Regions from separate parts of the Homo sapiens genome. Here region 2 is linked to region 1. A link is an interaction called in ENCODE POLR2A ChIA-PET data of the cell type or tissue named here. Cell type or tissue: A673. All regions are shown on one strand. Each heading gives the region's core, and the rest is flanking DNA. Links, peaks and the distances in the headings are about the cores only. Region 1 overlaps SMIM31 (small integral membrane protein 31). Region 2 overlaps MARCHF1 (membrane associated ring-CH-type finger 1).

The links. Peaks named below come from ENCODE experiments on the same cell type or tissue, not always from the same donor. Only the 100,000 strongest peaks of a DNase experiment are listed, where the experiment ranks them.
Region 2: POLR2A ChIA-PET joins it to region 1 with 7 read pairs; 1 of 35 experiments calls an interaction of 5 or more read pairs at or near these places.

The regions. Positions count from the first base shown.
Region 1 is chr4:164,767,715-164,776,060 of GRCh38, forward strand. SMIM31 (small integral membrane protein 31) reads left to right here. Exons shown (of 3, transcript NM_001352885.1): 2 at 2,705-2,841. The coding sequence starts at 2,730. Among named protein-coding and RNA genes, the nearest start is that of SMIM31, 18 kb to the left of the region's middle. In A673, for the core only: a CTCF peak has its summit at 1,004 (motif pointing right); DNase peaks (open chromatin) are centred at 1,017 and 3,567; H3K27ac peaks cover 306 bases.
Region 2 is chr4:163,792,749-163,801,094 of GRCh38, forward strand. All of the region lies in intron 4 of MARCHF1 (membrane associated ring-CH-type finger 1), which reads right to left. Among named protein-coding and RNA genes, the nearest start is that of TMA16, 300 kb to the left of the region's middle. In A673, for the core only: no CTCF peak of the experiment used is centred there; a DNase peak (open chromatin) is centred at 3,323.

The DNA.
Region 1 (8,346 bases), core at 17-8,016:
TGAATTTAGGGCATAGTTGTGGAGAGCTCCTGGTCAAGGGCTCTGTGCCCTGAGCATTTGACAAGAAGGTAGTCGGGTTCCAAGTTCCATAATCATAGATGTCTGACAATATCTATTATCCCACTATGTCTTTTCCCCCAGCTTTCAATTTCTACTGACAATTCAAAGACCATTATTTTGCGTTTATTTGTCTAGAATGGCAGCATCTAGGGTAGTGAGCTAGAAATAACTCATCACAGGGCCAGAGGCGGTAGCTATGCCTGTAATCTCAGCATTTTGGGAGGCAAGGTGGGTGATTGCTTGAACCCAGGAGTTTGAGACCAGCCTGGGCAACATAATGAGACCTTGTCTCTACAAAAAAAATCAAAAAATTCGCTGGGCGTAACAGTGCATGCCTGTAGCCCCCAGCTATTCTGGAGGCTGAAATGAGAGGATTGCTTGAGCCCAAAAGGCCGAGGCTGCAGTGAACTGTTATCATGCCATTGCTCTCCAGCCTGGGCAACAGAGCAAGACTTTGTCACAAAAAAAAAAAAAGAAAAGAAAAGAAAAGAGAAAGAAGAGAAAGAAAGAGAGGGAAAGAGAGAGAGAGAGGAAGGAAGGAGCTACTCAGGAAGCTGAGGCAGAGAACTGCTTGAACCCGTGAGGCAGAGGTTGCAGTGAGCCGAAATCACACCACTGCACTCCAGCCTGGGTGACGAGCAACAGTACATCTCAAAAAAAAAAAAAAAAGAATGAGGATTCTGTAACCAGGTTGCCAGAGGAAGGGAAGGAGGCAGGAACTCACCACACATGAGCTATGTGTCCAGAAAACATTAACAGCTGCCTCCTCTCAAAGACAACTACCTTAAAATCTGTTGATATTCTAGGCGTAGGACAAAACTGGAGAATAGGAGAAACCATTTTGCATGAGCACAGGGTACTACATATGTATAATGAAACATCTTTAGAGAGTGTGGGTAATTCATCCTTCTTTCTCCGACCTATAGCACTTAAAAACCACTAGATGGCACAAATTTTTCTGTTTTTATTTTTATTTTTTCTTCAAGAAAGAGTCCTCACAGAAAACTGACGGTAAAAATAACGGTATTCTCTGAGCTGCTTTAGCAGAGTTAATAGTCTTCATATTCTCTGAAGAAGCAGAAGCTTGATCAATTCATTTTCCAAATATTGATGAATGGCCGAATATGTCAGAGTGCATCAGCATCTCTACTAACCACAATGAAGTTTGAGGAATTAATATTCTCTACCACCGATTTCACACATGATTCTGGGAGCCTCTTTTTCCCAGTGATCTTTGTCTCCCCTCTTTCTCCCTGAACTTCATTTTAATGTTGGGGCACCCTCTGCACCCCATATGGCCAACAAGCTACCAAGATCCTTCTGCCCTTCCATCAAATCGGCTCTGAGTTTTATCCCTTCCTCTCTATCCTTCCTGCTAAAATCCTGACACAGAGCTAAAACTCACTCTGAGTTTTTTCCAGTTACCATTCTCTTCCTTCATTCTCTCCTGTACATGGAGATGCCATTAATATTCGCAAAATACTGCTTCATCACGTCTCCGTACTACTAAGGACCTTATATTCATCTTCTAATATCATTTGAAAAAAGACTAAGCTCTCATCTTGACATTAAATTCTTTCTATTATCCTTTGCTTAACCCATTGTATCTTCTACCACCTAACATAAAAACTCCTCTCCCATAAAAAATGATGAGTTCATGTCCTTTGTAGGGACATGGATGAAGCTGGAAACCATCATTCTCAGCAAACTATCGCAAGGACAAAAAAACCAAACACCGCATGTTCTCACCCATAGGTGGGAATTGAACAATGAGAACACATGGACACAGGAAGGGGCACATCACACACCGGGGCCTGTTGTGGGGTGGGGGGAGGGGGGAGGGATAGCATTAGGAGATATACCTAATGTTAAATTATGAGTTAATGGGTTCAGCACACCAACATGGCACATGTATACATACGTAACAAACCTGCACGTTGTGCACATGTACCCTAAAACTTAAAGTATAAAAAAAAAAAAAAACTCCTCTCCAATCAATCCACATAATGCTTTTGCAAAACATGATCCTAACCATTATGGTGGGTTTGGGATTGATTGGCTGGTTGGTTGGTTGGTTAGTTGGTTAGTCGAGTGTCAGTATAGTATATTGATTAAGAGTGAGGATTCTATAACCAGATTGCCAGAGTTGGCATTTCACCTCTACCATATACTAGATTTATAACTTAAGGTAAGTTACATCTTAGTGCTTCAGTTTCTTCATTTATGAAATGGAGACAATACTGGTACCTCACTTACAGAGTTATTATGAGGATTAAAGGAGGTAATAGCTCAAGCTTTTTCAAGTGCCTGGCCCCGTTTAAGTGCTCATTGCACGTCAGCATACCTTGTCTTTATTCCCAGAGTTGTGTCAAAAAACTCACAAAGCTGTGTAAAGGTAAACTGACTCTACCATTCAGATTTCTAGGCTCTCTTCCAATCTACACAGTGAAATTGTATGCCAAATTTCAAAACAACAAGAGCACAGTCCATTCTTGCCACTGCCAAATACATTGTTCCAGGTACACAGAAGTATTTTAACAAGCTTTAGCAAATCTCACACATGTTGAATTCTAAAATAAATCATTGCTGAGCAAGCTCTCTCTGGATTAGAGTATGCTGAGCCCATGTTTTATTCCTATTGTAGGTGAAGAAGTTTTCGGTGGTGGTTCATGGAGCTTCCCTACACCAACTTGGAAATGGCATTCATTTTATTGGCTTTTGTTATCTTTTCCTTATTTACCCTGGCTTCCATCTACACTACTCCGGATGACAGTAATGAAGGTAAAAGAAGACAAAAAGAACAAAGCTCTTTGTGGCTACTGTGTCCTTTTCCCTGCCTATCATCTTGCCATGTGTTGGGATTTGGTTTGGTTTCTATCCTGTGTGTGAGGATAACTTTGTTTTTGTTTTGTGGCATGTGTGTGTGTATGTGTGTTCATTCAACTATATATAGAAAGGAAAAGGATTACAATTTTTTAATGAGTTCTTGGTAAAGCCCAAACATTTAAAAAAATTCTGTAGAAGTCTTTTAAAAACCCAGTACCACATTTTTTTCCTCATTGCCAGTAAAAACAATTGTTAATAAGAGAAGTGTATAATTTAAAGGATTGTGCCCACCACATGGTTACCACATGGTAACCATAGTTACCATAGTTCAGGGCCCACCACATTTCAGACGAAATTGATAACTGGGGAAATGATACATTTGGGAACCAAAAATTTATATTTATTTGTGTATATGTGTGTGTAAATATACAATTAGGAAATTATGTATATTCATAGAAAATAAGATAAAATCATAAAAAGCAAATTGCATTTGTGCTTCCTAGCTTATCCCCAATCCCATCAATTCTTGACTATAAAATAAGTGCTGTCTGTGAATTAAAAGACTATTCTATCCGATAGACATACAACACTATCATAACTAGGAAACAAAAAGCCGCAGTAAATAGACATTCCAGTTCATGCTGACTTGCAGATTGCGAAACATAATTGGAATCCATAAAATCTTTTTCCTGCTCACAATTGTTTCCACTGTGTTAGTTTAAAATGGGTTTGGCTAAAAGAAAGAGTAAAACCAAAATAGCAGTTACTTTAACTACATAATAATGTATTTCCCTCACCAGGACAGGAAGCCCGGAGGTAGTGAGTTCAAGGCTGACGTGGCACTTAATAAAATCTTGGAACCCAGGTTACTTCTACCTTGGTTCTTTCCATCTTCGACATAAATTTTAAAGAATCCACTTGCTGGGCGCGGTGACTCACGCCTATAATCCCAGCACTTTGGGAGGCCGAGGCAGGCGGATCACGAGGTCAGGAGATCAAGACCATCCTGGCTAACACAGTGAAACCCCGTCTCTACTAAAAATACAAAAAAAAAAAAAATTAGCTGGGCTTGGTAGCACGCACCTGTAGCTCCAGCCACTCAGGAGGCTGAGGCAGGAGAATCAGTTGAACACAGGAGGCGGAGGTTGCAGTAATCTGAGATTGCGCCACTGCACTCCAGCCTGAGTGACAGAGAAAGACTCTGTCTCAAAAAACAAAAATTAAAAATTAAAAAAGAATCCACTCAACCTGGAAAAATGGTTGTCTCATTTTGGTGCCTTAAAAATTGATTAAAATGAAATTACTTAGCTATAGTGGAAATTAGAATGAAGCAGGGCTGATTTTCCCAGTTTAGTACACTGTTTACTGACTATCTTGTTTGCCTGTAAGCATAAAAAACAACGGAAATTTTTATCAGGAGCTATATTAATTCATTCTTGCACTGCTATAAAGAAATACCTGAGACTGGGTAATTTATAAAGAAAAGAATTTTAATTTGTTTATAGTTCTGCAGGCTGTATAGGAAGCCTAGTGGCTTCTGCTTCTGTGAAAGCCTCAGAAAGCCTCCAATCATGGTGGAAGGGAAAGGGGTAGTGAGGCATCTCACACGGCCAAAGCAGCAGGAAGAGGGAGAAGGGGGAGGGGAGGTGCTAGACACTTTTAAACACCCAGATTCATGAGAACTCACTGCCATGACGATAGCACCAAGGGACATGGTGTTAAATCATGAGAAACTGCCCCCACGATCCAATCACCTCTCACCAGGCCCCACCTTCAACACTGGGTATTACATTTCAACATGAGATTCGGGAGGGAGCACAGATCCAAACCGTTATCAGGAGCCTTCCATGAAAAGGGCAGAACGCGAAGCACTTTAGAGGCATTATTGTGTTTAATCTTAAAACAATCCCATGAGATGAGTAATAATAACCTCACTATTTCACAAGCAAGGACACTGAAGTTTTATTTTTTTTATTTTTATTTTATTTTTTTTTTTGAGACGGAGTCTCGCTCTGTCGCCCAGGCTGGAGTGCAGTGGCGCGATCTCGACTCACTGCAAGCTCCGCCTCCCGGGTTCACGCCATTCTCCTGCCTCAGCCTCCCGTGTAGCTGGGACTACAGGCGCCCGCCACCACGCCCGGCTAATTTTTTGTATTTTTAGTAGAGACGGGGTTTCACCGTGTTAGCCGGGATGGTCTCGATCTCCTGACCTCGTGATCCGCCCGCCTCGGCCTCCCAAAGTGCTGGGATTACAGGCGTGAGCCACCGCGCCCGGCCGGACATTGAAGTTTTAAACTTTACCATAGATCACTCAGCTAATACGACAGAGAGCCAGAAGTTAATCTCCAGCTTATAGGACTCCAGAATCTGGAGTGTGCATAACCAGCACACTTTCTCTTCAGATAACCTTGAAAAAGACACTTGGCTTTAAAAAAAAAAAAAAAAAAAAAAAAAAGCATATATACTTCTCTTTCTTTCTGCAAAGGGCTTAAATTGGCTAAAAAGATATAACAAGATACAACTTAATTTTTAATAAGTAGATAAGGACATCCAGGCAAAAGGAAAAATTAGGGTAGGAAAAAATGGGTGAACTTGGTAGGGAGAAGGAGGCTGGCATACTATTTCAGCACAGAGCACAAATTTGTGATTAGTCACTCCTGGATTCATGTCCTGGCTCTGCCATTGGGTAATTCTGCCTTTCGAAAAATCATACAAATTCTCAAAGCCTCTGTGTTAGTCTGTTCTCATGCTGCTAATAAGAACATACCCAAAACTGGGTAATTTATAAAGGAAAGAGGTCTAATTGACTCACAGTTCAGCATGGCTGGGGAGGCCTCAGGAAACTTACAATCGTGGTGGAAGGGGAAGCAAACATGTCCTTCTTCATTTAGTGGCCAGAAGAAGAAGAATGAGCGAAACTGGGGGAAAGGCCCTTATAAAACCATCAGATCTTGTGAGAACTCACTCACTATCAGGTGAAAAGCATGGAGGTAACTGCCCCCATGATTCTATTACCTCCACCTTGTCCCTCCCACAACACGTGGGGATTATGAGCACTGTAATTCAAGATGAGATTTGGGTGGATGGGGACACAGCCAAACCTTATCAGCCTCCATTCCCTCATCCATGTTTTGGGGATAATAATAGTACCTTCCCTGCAGAGTTGAAGTGAGAATTAAATAAAATAAATCATATAAAATGCCAAAGGGTGACTGTTAGTGGAGTCTTCTTCTTGGGAGTCTTCGTGATTAGAAATTTAGATAGAGCAATAAGATTCATCATCTGGCTGGGTGCGGTGGCTCACGCCTGTAATCCCAGCACTTTGGGAGGCCGAGGCGGGCGGATCACAAGGTCAGGAGATCGAGACCATCCTGGATAACATGGTGAAACCCCGTCTCTACTAAAAACACAAAAAATTAGCCAGGCGTGGTGGCGGGCCCCTGCAGTCCCAGCTACTCGGGAGGCTGAGGCAGGAGAATGGCATGAACCCGGGAGGTGGAGCATGCCGTGAGCTGAGATTGTGCCACTGCACTCCAGCCTGGGCAACAGAGCGAGACTCTGTCTCAAGAAAAAAAAAAAAAAAAAGGTTCATCATCATGAAAAATATTTATTACAAAACCAATACAACTTGTATTCACTTAATCCACACACTGGGTCAATGTCTTTGTTTTAAATATCTGGCAATACAATACATTCCACACAAATCAATTGCAAGGTGACATCACACATGTCACAAAAGATAAAAATCTGATGTAAGGGAAGGTAAAGTTATGGCCACTGGAATCCCTCAGGCAAAGCCACTGACAAATGAGTGCTTAATAGAATTAGACCACCTATCCAATAAAGAAGAGATGGGTACATAAGCACCCCAAAATAGTGTGAAGTGAATGCCAAAGAAGTGAAAGACATCTCAGAAAATTAATGATGCTTTGAATATTTTTTGCTAATGTTATCCTCTATAGAATTGTGCTATGAAAATCACAAGTAACAAGGAGAGTATTGTATGGAGCTATGATGCAAATGTGTCAGAAAAGTGATGCTCCCCAACCCACCCACATCAACATCTCATCCATTATTTGTCTAAAATTAACTTTGAGTTGCAATTACAAACTGCATTTTATTAAATGAGTAACATAATTTTATTTTCATTATTTTTAGTTTCAAGTTTCAATATAAAGTTTCATTCAAAGTGGTTTTTTGTTTTTGTTTTGCTATTTTATATTAAATTTTGCCCTGGCTCAAGTAAATTCACTTTAGTTGATCCATTCCAGTACCATTTATTCTCAGATTAAAAAGAAATTACCTGTTACAGAATGATATCCTCAACAGTGTTAGCCAACATCAGTTATCATCCAAGGAACTAGCTGGAGGCATGCTCTTAAATCTACTTACTTGTAGGAAATGGGCCAGACATTTGGGTCTTTTCTTTCTTTAAATCCAGCCAAGAGGAGAAAACTGACAACATCGAACTTTATCTGAGCTCTGTGCTTCTGGAAAGCAGGTATAGTCCAGAAATTCCACCAACCTTTTATTTTCTGAAATCTCCCCACTCTTATTTTCCAGGAAATGGCTTAAGGAAAAGAACTACCTTTCCCCTTATGACATAGATAAGACTCACTGTCCACTCTTTCTCCTGACTTCCCTAAGACCCATGAAGACTCCCTTGTTTACCTGAGCCTTGGACAAATACAGACCTTTCCTCTTTTGCCTGAAGCTGCAGACAAGAACAGACACAGACCTTTCAACTCCTTGTTCTTTGTCTCATGAATGATTTAGCTGAGATTTGAACTGTTTGTCCTTCTGAAACTAGCCAGATAGATAGAGCTAAACATTTGCATTACAGCTATTTGAGACTTCTCCTGATAGCAAAACAATCCCAACTATAAATCATCTTACCTATAACTTTTCTACTCCTCCCTATAAAATTCTGCAGTAAAACTACCCTGCCAAGCTACTTTGATCTCTGGATTTGAGGTGCTCTCCCTATAGTAATAGCTTGAATAAAATCAATCTGCTTACTTGTGCGCACACGTTTGTGTGTGTGTCTTTGACAAAACACAGTCTGGTCCCTATATATGACAAACTGGTGTGGATAGGATAAAAAGTAATATAGTTGCTTAGTAGGATTACAGCTATTTCTGGCATGGAGAAAAGAGACAATGGCTCACTAGAAAAGAATCTCATTAGGGGCTCTAGCTCAGGGATGTTGGAACTTTTTCCAGTAAAACCCTTTTCCAGATCTGCTCCCTCACCTACAACACATTTACCCATGTGTGTGCAGCTGAAAGGAAAGTTTCATAAACTCAGCCTCTCTACAGGTGATATACTCCAATACTTTGCATTCTGTTTTGTTCTTTTTTGCAAGGCTGGTGGCAATTCACCTAAACTACATGTCAATCTCCCAGGCAGAAACCTTCACTAATTGGCCATTGCCTGCAGAATAAAATGAAAATTTCCAAG
Region 2 (8,346 bases), core at 204-8,203, 970 kb before region 1:
ATATTGCAATGTACTTACTTGTATTTCACAAGGTGGTTGTCAGTTTTAAGGGAAAGTTAGACTAGGAACCCAGGGAGGAAATAAACCGTAGGACGAAATGTGAAGCAGGGAAAAAACACTGGCCTGGGAACCAGGGGCTCCAAGCTCTGAATAGACCCAGGCTCTATTGCTTTGTAACTTTTTGAACTAAAGCACAGAAAAGTGCTGAAATTTCTCTGTCTCCTCTCTAAAGCGAATCTTCCTTTCCAGAGTCCTTGGAGGACTGAATGCAGTGGTGCATATAAACAACTTAACTCCGTGTCTGACATATAGCAGACGTTAAATAACTTTCAGTTTCTCTCCCTATCTATACACACCCAAGTTATTTTTTAAGTTAAAATGGAATAAAAAATGTTATTCCTAAATGAAAAGTAGAAATAAACAGGCAAAAATGTCATCTCACTCTAGAGATGCAAGTTGCCACGGCAATGCAAATATCATCCTACTATTCTCTCTAGTTAGGTAGTAACAGGAATATGTTTTACCTACTGAAAACAGCATTTAGAAAAGTCTCGGCGTTACTAGCATTGGTGGATTTTTATAAAATCACTTCTTGGGAACTGGATCTAGCCCAAGGCCTGTAATTCTCTTCAGTTGGGAAACAAAGATAGGGCCTCAAAGGAAGGATTTCTCCAATTGTGAGATTTTCCTTACCCTCCCTTGAAACACTAATCAGGATATTTCCTGGCTTCAAAGATAAATTACATTTTCGTGATAGATTGAAAGAAGCGGGTACAAAGTGTTTGGTCATACTAAGGGAGGAGACCACCCCTCATATTGTCTTATGCCCAATTTCTGCCTCCAAAGAAAGAAGAAGTAAAAACTAAGAGGCAGAAATGAAATCCACAAGCAGACAGCCCGGCGCCATACCCTGGGCCTGGTAGTTAAAGATTGACCCCTGACCTAATCAGTTATGTTATCTATAGATTACAGACATTGTACAGAAAAGCACTGTGAAAATCCGTGTCCTGTTCTGTTCTGTTCTAATTACCGGTGCATGCAGCCCCCAGTCACGTACCCCCTGCTTGCTCAGTCGATCACGACCCTCTCATGCAGACCCCCTTAGAGCTGTGAGCCCTTAAAAGGGACAGGAATTGCTCACTCAGGGAGCTTGGTTGTTGGAGACGTGAGTCTTGCCGAAGCTCCCGGCTGAATAAAGCCCTTCCTTCTTTAACTCGGTGTCTGAGGGGTTTTGTCTGAGGCTTGTCCTGCTACAATACTATCAAGTTCAGTATTATATTTTCTTTCTAAGTACTTTTTGAAATAAATGTGTCACTTATGCAAATTGTTGAGAATAGGCTCTGTGAGGGAACTGCTTAAGGACAACTATTTGTACTACATTTTAATCACTAATAAATCAACTGAGTAGCAGATGTGGTACAGAATACTGTGATTCCAGCTAACATCAGTGTATGAGATGTGTATTTCCTTCTCCTGTTTTGTGGATTACTGAAATTATGTATGTTCCCTACATATTCTGCATTCTCCTATCAATATAATCCCTCTTGGCTGAATTCTCAAGTTTTATTTTCTAAAATATTGCTGTTTTCTGAAAGAATTGCTTGAGCAAGTATATAATTTTCAACTGTGCCTTTTCATAATAAAAATCTGGTGGTTTTGCAAAGTTCCTAACACATTAAATAATACATTTGTATTGGCAAATAAAAAGTATAACACAAACTTATTATGTAATAGGACAGTAATTCTCTAAAAACTTACAAATACAGAAGCACACATACATGAGCATAGATAAGACCAGAATGTATGTAACAACATTCACAGTGTCTGAAATTGATGGTGGGGGGTCACAGGGCTTTTTATTCATTTCTGCCTATTTCCTATATTTTCCAAATTTTCTGCATTAACCATGTATTACATCTTATGTTAAAATGTATTTTATTGTTAAACAGTGAATAACTATCAGCACAAATTCTATACATATAATTATAAAACATCCTGGGTTTTACTTGTTGATTCTACAGAGATCTGAGCCTCAAACTTATACTATGTGAGCTTTAAAAAATTTTATTTTGAAACAGAACACATGAACATAAAATGCATATAAATATATTTCTGGATTAAAAATAATAAAACAAACATTTTAAAATCCCCCACCAAAACTGAGAAATAGAACATTAAATCAGCACTTGGAATCCTGCCTCCCCACCTTGCTCTATTTCCAATCTGTCTTGACTATTCTTCACCTATTTTCTTTCTATACATACTTTAGATTCAGTTTATCATTTTTAAGGAAAATCTCTGTTGATTGGAATTGAATTGTATCTATAAATCAAATTCATAAAAATGTCAATTTGTGAAATTGATTTATCCTAATCAATCACATTTAGTCTTCTTTCAGTGTCTTTCAACACAAGTTTATAACATGCTGCATAGATGCTGCACATCTTTGGTTGGATTAATTCCCAGACATCTTAATGGTATTTTCTTTCTTTTTTTTTGAGATGAAGTCTCACTCTTGTTGCCCAGGCTGGAGTGCAATGGTGCAATCTTGGCTCACTGCAACCTCTGCCTCCCGGGTTCAAGAGATTCTCCTGCCTCAGCCTCCTGAGTAGCTGGGATTACAGGCGCACACCACCAGGCCCAGCTAATTTTTGTATTTTTAGTAGAGATGGGGTTTCACTATGTTGGCCAGGCTGGTCTCGAACTCCCAGCCTCAGGCAATCCACCTGCCTTGGCCTCCCAATGTGCTGGGATTACAGGCGTAAGCCACCATGCCCAGCATCTTAATGATATTTTCTAACTAATATTTACTTGTATGGAAATGCAATTTTGTTACAGTGTTCATACTTTTGTAACTTTAATTTTTCTCTTGAACTGTCTGTCATTTCCCGGCAGAAATGTTTTAAATATTTTCCATTATGATGGGGATTTATAAATTACTCCATGTAATAATGTCTAATTTTGAAAGTTATTTAATGTACTGTTGACCTTTGAACAATGTGACAGTTGGGGCACTGGCCCCCACATGTAGTCAAAAATTTATGTATAACTTTTGACTCCCCAAAAACTTAACAACTATAGCCTACTGTTGACTGGAAGCCTTACAAATAACATAAACAGTTGATTAAGACATATTTTGCACATTATATGTATTATATATGGTATCTTACAATAAAGTAAGCTAGAGAAAATAAAATGTTATTAAGAAAATCCCAAGCAAGAGGGAATACATTTACTATTCATTAAATGGAAGTGAATCATCATAAACGTCTTTATCCTCGTCTTCACATTGAGTAGGCGGAAGAGGAGGAGCAAAAAGAGGGGTTGGTTTTGCTGTCTCAGGAGTAGCAGAGGCAGAAGAAAATCTGCATTTCAGTGAACCCAGGAAGTTCCAAGTTGTGTTGTTCAAGGGTCAATTGCATATAAATATGTAAATGTGTGACTATATACTTCCAGAAAAGTGAAACTTCTAGTTTTTTTTTTTTTTTTTTTTTTTGAGACAGAGCCTGGCTCTGTCACACAGGCTGGAGTGCAGTGGCACGATCACAGCTAACTGCAACCTCCGCCTCCCAGGTTCAAGTGATTCTCCTGCCTCAGCCTCCCGAGTAGCTGGGATTACAGGTGTATGCCACCATGCTCGGCTAATTTTTTTGTAGAAAATTGCAACTTTTATAAGTATGTAGTCAAGCTTTCTCTCTAGCAATGAATTTTGGCTTAATGTCTAATTCATGTGTTGTTATTATAGACACATCAGTTTGATTTGTTCTCTTTTTTCCAGGAGCAGAGGAAGAATAGAGGGGTAGTATTTGCTTTACCTACTTAAAAAAGCACAACACTATATTTATTTTTTCATACAGTCTGATATTTTTTCTCTTTTAATTGGTGAGTATAATGCATTCATATCAATTATGATTATTTTGGACTTCTCCCCATCATTGTTCTGGGATTATTTTGAATTGTTCTTTCCCCTATTCTGATGTTTTTTTTCCCACTATTTTGGTAATTATATTCATTAGGCTTATTTTTAGTAATTATATAGCTTTTAACCTGCATACTTAATAACATATGCAGAATATCAAAATACTCACCCTCATCCTGAATTATAAATGTCCTAAGAGTGCTTTAGATCTGACTGCATCTTACGATTCTTATGCCAGCTTTGTCTAATATGTTGGATCTACTTATTCTTAACCCCACAAAATAAGTATTGATATCATTATTTTAATTTTTACTAATTTCTTATATCTCAAACCTTCTACTTAGAATTAATTTTCAATAACCAGAGACATATCTTATAATTTGTTTTCAGAATGGTCTGTTGGTAATAAACTCTGGTAAATTTCCAATCTTTTTTTTTCTTTTTCTCTTTAATTCATTTTATTTTTGAGCTGCATTTCACATTTGCTAAGTTGCATGGGATTTTTCTCTTTATATATTGAGTATATATTTATATTGCTCTCAGGTTTCTGTTCCTGCTATCAAGAAGTTGGTAGTCCTTTGTAAGTGATCTGTCTTTTCTCTGTAGATACTTTTAAAGATTTTTTTGTCTTTGGTATTATGTACTCTCAGTGTGATACGGTGTGTATGTGTGTGTGTGTGTGTTTATGTGTGTGTGTGTGTGTGTGCTTATTCCATGTGAGATTTTTTGGGCTTCTTGATATGGAGTTGGTATTTTCAACAATTCTTGAAGTTGCCAAATATTATCTCTTCAAGTATTGCCAGATTTCCTTTCTCTCTGTTATTTCCTTCTAGAACTCAGGATAGATTGGTATATATTAGACATGTTCATGTTATTCTTAGTTTTAATTAACATCTCTTTTATCATTTACATTAATTTTGCTCTGTACTACATTTCAGATATTTGGTTTGATACTCCAGTTCACTAACTTTTTGAGCTGCATTTAATCTGTTCTTTAACTTGTCTATTTTAAAATTTCATTTATTATTTTTATTTATTTCTAGAGTTTCATTTGATTCTTTCCAAGTGTGTTGGTCTTTTAGAAAATCCATTCTTATTTATCCACAATTTATACTTTCTATAATATATTATTGTTATTCAGTATTCTATGCCCAATAATTTCAACATTAAGTATTTTTGAGTCTAAGCCTGCTGTTTCTTTTCTCTTGTTTTCTGCTCACACTCATGTTAGAGCTTGTATATTTGTGTTTGTGTGTCTGTAATTTTCAACTCTAAGCTCATGTTTCTTAGAACTTTAATTCAGAAGTTTTTAAAGGCCATTGTTAAAGGTACAGTCTTCAAGACAGGATATGTGTTTGCACTTAGGGGGTGCTATGGACTGAACTGTGTCTTCCTCACATTCATATATCAAAACCCTAATCACCAATGTGGCTTATATTTGGATATAAGGCTTTAGGGAAATAATTAAGGTTAAATGAGATCATGAGTATGGAACCTGATCCAATAGGAACACGTGCCTTATACAAAGAGAAAGAAAGAGAAATGTCTCTCTCTCTCTTCCCTCCAGTGTACAGAGGAAGAACCATTGTGAGGATAAAGCAAGAAGACAACCGTCTGCAAGCCAGGAAGGGAAACTTTATCAGAAAGCAACTGTGCTGGAACCCTGATTTTAGATTTTGTAGTCTTTAGAAAAGAAATAAAAATTATTTTTGTTTAAGCTACCCAACTTATGGTATTTTGTTATGGAAGTCTTAGCAGAATAAGACAGAGAGCATTATCAACATAATGTCTTTTTAAATTTGATTCTCATTTTGAAGGGTTTTTGCAGACCTGGGTTATATTTACAAGTTTTCAGGGCAAATGTGTTATGTCTCCATTAGGTGCCAAATTCTAATCAAGCAAGTTCATCCCCAAGTCATAGTTACACTCAAGATAGAGCATTCTGGGAAAGAGAAGTAATTGTTGAGTAGCCCTTCCTATCATGAATGGAAAGAGAAAACAAAAGAGTTGAAAATAGAAGTAAAAGTAAGAAAATACAGTGAAATGGATGGAATATTTAGTGAAACAAAGAAAAAGAGTGACAGCAAGGAAAGAGACAGAATTCTAAAAGGAGACCATAACAAGGGAATGGAAAAAAGGCTATAAAAAGTAGTACAAAGAGTAGGCACATCCCTAAGAGGATCAGTAATGGGTACATATTGAGCTACAAGAAGAAAAAGAAGGAAAGTTACTTATGTATAACTTCTAGCGCATGCCCGGCACTGTCCATGCATATTATCAATGTTAGTTCGTTTAGTCTTCTCAGTGGTGTTGTCAGGTAGATATTTTCATCTTCACAATAGCCCACTATTTGATATTTTCTGAATCTAAAGCTGCACTGTTAAAAATGGTAATAATGACTGCCACACATGGCTATTTAAATGAATAAAAAGTAAATAAAATGAAATTTAGAAAAATTAGAAAAATTTAGTTTCTTATCTGTACTGGCTACGTTTCAAGTGTTCAGTAGCTGCATGTGGCTAGCAGCTCCCTATCTGGATAGTGCGGACTGAGAGCATTTTCAGTATCACAGAGACTAGCAGGCCAGCATTTATCTAATGTGGTTCTTCAAAGAAATTCTTAATAAATAATTTCTTACAATTCTGGCAAGGTATTGTATCTAGATGTTCCTTAATTTGCAAGTTTTATGCATAGAAGAATATACATCTTATAGCAAGCTTGCTAAAAGTGTTTAGCGTACTATTTAAAAAGTTAATATAATGTCTTCAAATACTTGAAAGGCAAGAATAATTTAAATAAATTTAATTTTTTGCTAAATCAGGCAAGTGTGAACTAGCATGTAAAAAGGCATATAAGCTTAAGTGATCTGAGACGTAATAAAAAACAAATACACACATATACCCACTTACAAATATTTGACAGTTCTCAACAAGATTCCGGAGAAAAGTTAATTCCTTCAAAACATACAATATCTTTATAGGGCTTAAAAATAAGACAGTAACCATTATTTTTTTCCTTAATGATGAAGAATTCAATAAAGAAAAGTAATATATCCAGTAATAGGATTTCTCAGTTGAATGGTCCAGACTGCTTTCCACAATGGCTGAACTAATTTACACATGTACCCAAAAGAAAACAAATCATTCAACCAAAAAGACTCATGTACTCCTACATTCATCGCAGCACTATTCACTATAGCAAAAACATGAAATCAACCTAGCTGACCATAAATGGTGAACTAGATAGAGAAAATGTGATACATAGATACCATGGAATAGTATGCAGCCATAAAAAGAATGAAATAATGTTCTTTGCAGTAATACATATGCAGCCGGAGGCCATTATGCTAAGTGAATTAATGCAGGAACGGAAAACCAAAAACTGCATATTCTCATGTATAAGTAGAAGCTAAACAATGAGTAATCATGGACATAAAAGATGGCAACAATAGAAACTGGGAACTACTAGGGCTGGGAACAAGGGGTGAAAAACTAGCTCTTGGGTACTATGATTATACCTGGGGAATGGAATTATTTGTACACCAAATTTCAGCATCACACAATATAGCCAAACCTATACATGTACTCCTTGAGTCTAAAATAAAAATCAGAAAAAGGAAATGTAATAGTTTTAACCTGATGTTTTAATTTTTATTCTAAACATTTAATTATATATTATTATTAATTATAACGAGTATCTTCCCTCATTTAAGTGGCACATGTGTTGTTCTTTCAACATTTTTTTGCTTTGCTACTTTATGATATTAAAATATCTAATGTATAATTCCAAAGAGTATTTTTCTTTTTACTTTTAACTTTTAAATCAAAGTTAAGAGCTTTTAAGGGATACTTAAAGTAGCTCCCTCCCATCTCCTCTCTGTATATTTAAACACAGAGAATTCTGATGACAATAAAAAGATACATAAACAAAATTGTATGGTATTTTCTATGACAAAATATATTTGACTTCCTTTTCACTACGTTTAAGCAAGAAACAACAAAGTATCATCTGGTACAGAGGCTTTAGAAAATTATTATGTCACACTTTACTTTTCAAACTGATTGTTCAAAAAGAAAGTCTTCAGACTGTACAGAACATCAAGAATCATTACAAGAGGAAAATGCAAACCTTTTAAAGGAAAAAATCATTGTAAACTTCCATCAGGGGAAAGACACTGGGCAAGATGTTGTCAGCGTCTCTAAACTCCAGAGGACAAGGCCAACTCTTACATCAGCGAATAAATAGATAATAACTGAGAAGTTCAAGGTGTCTCTAAAATCAATTATTTTCCTCTTAAATCCTGTCAACTATCTTAAATCCTGTAGACTACCATGAACTGAAATACTCATGGGAAGAACACCAAGTACTAAATCTGTTCATGTCTATAACTGGCATTCACAGAAAACTGTCTCTAACTTTATTCTTTC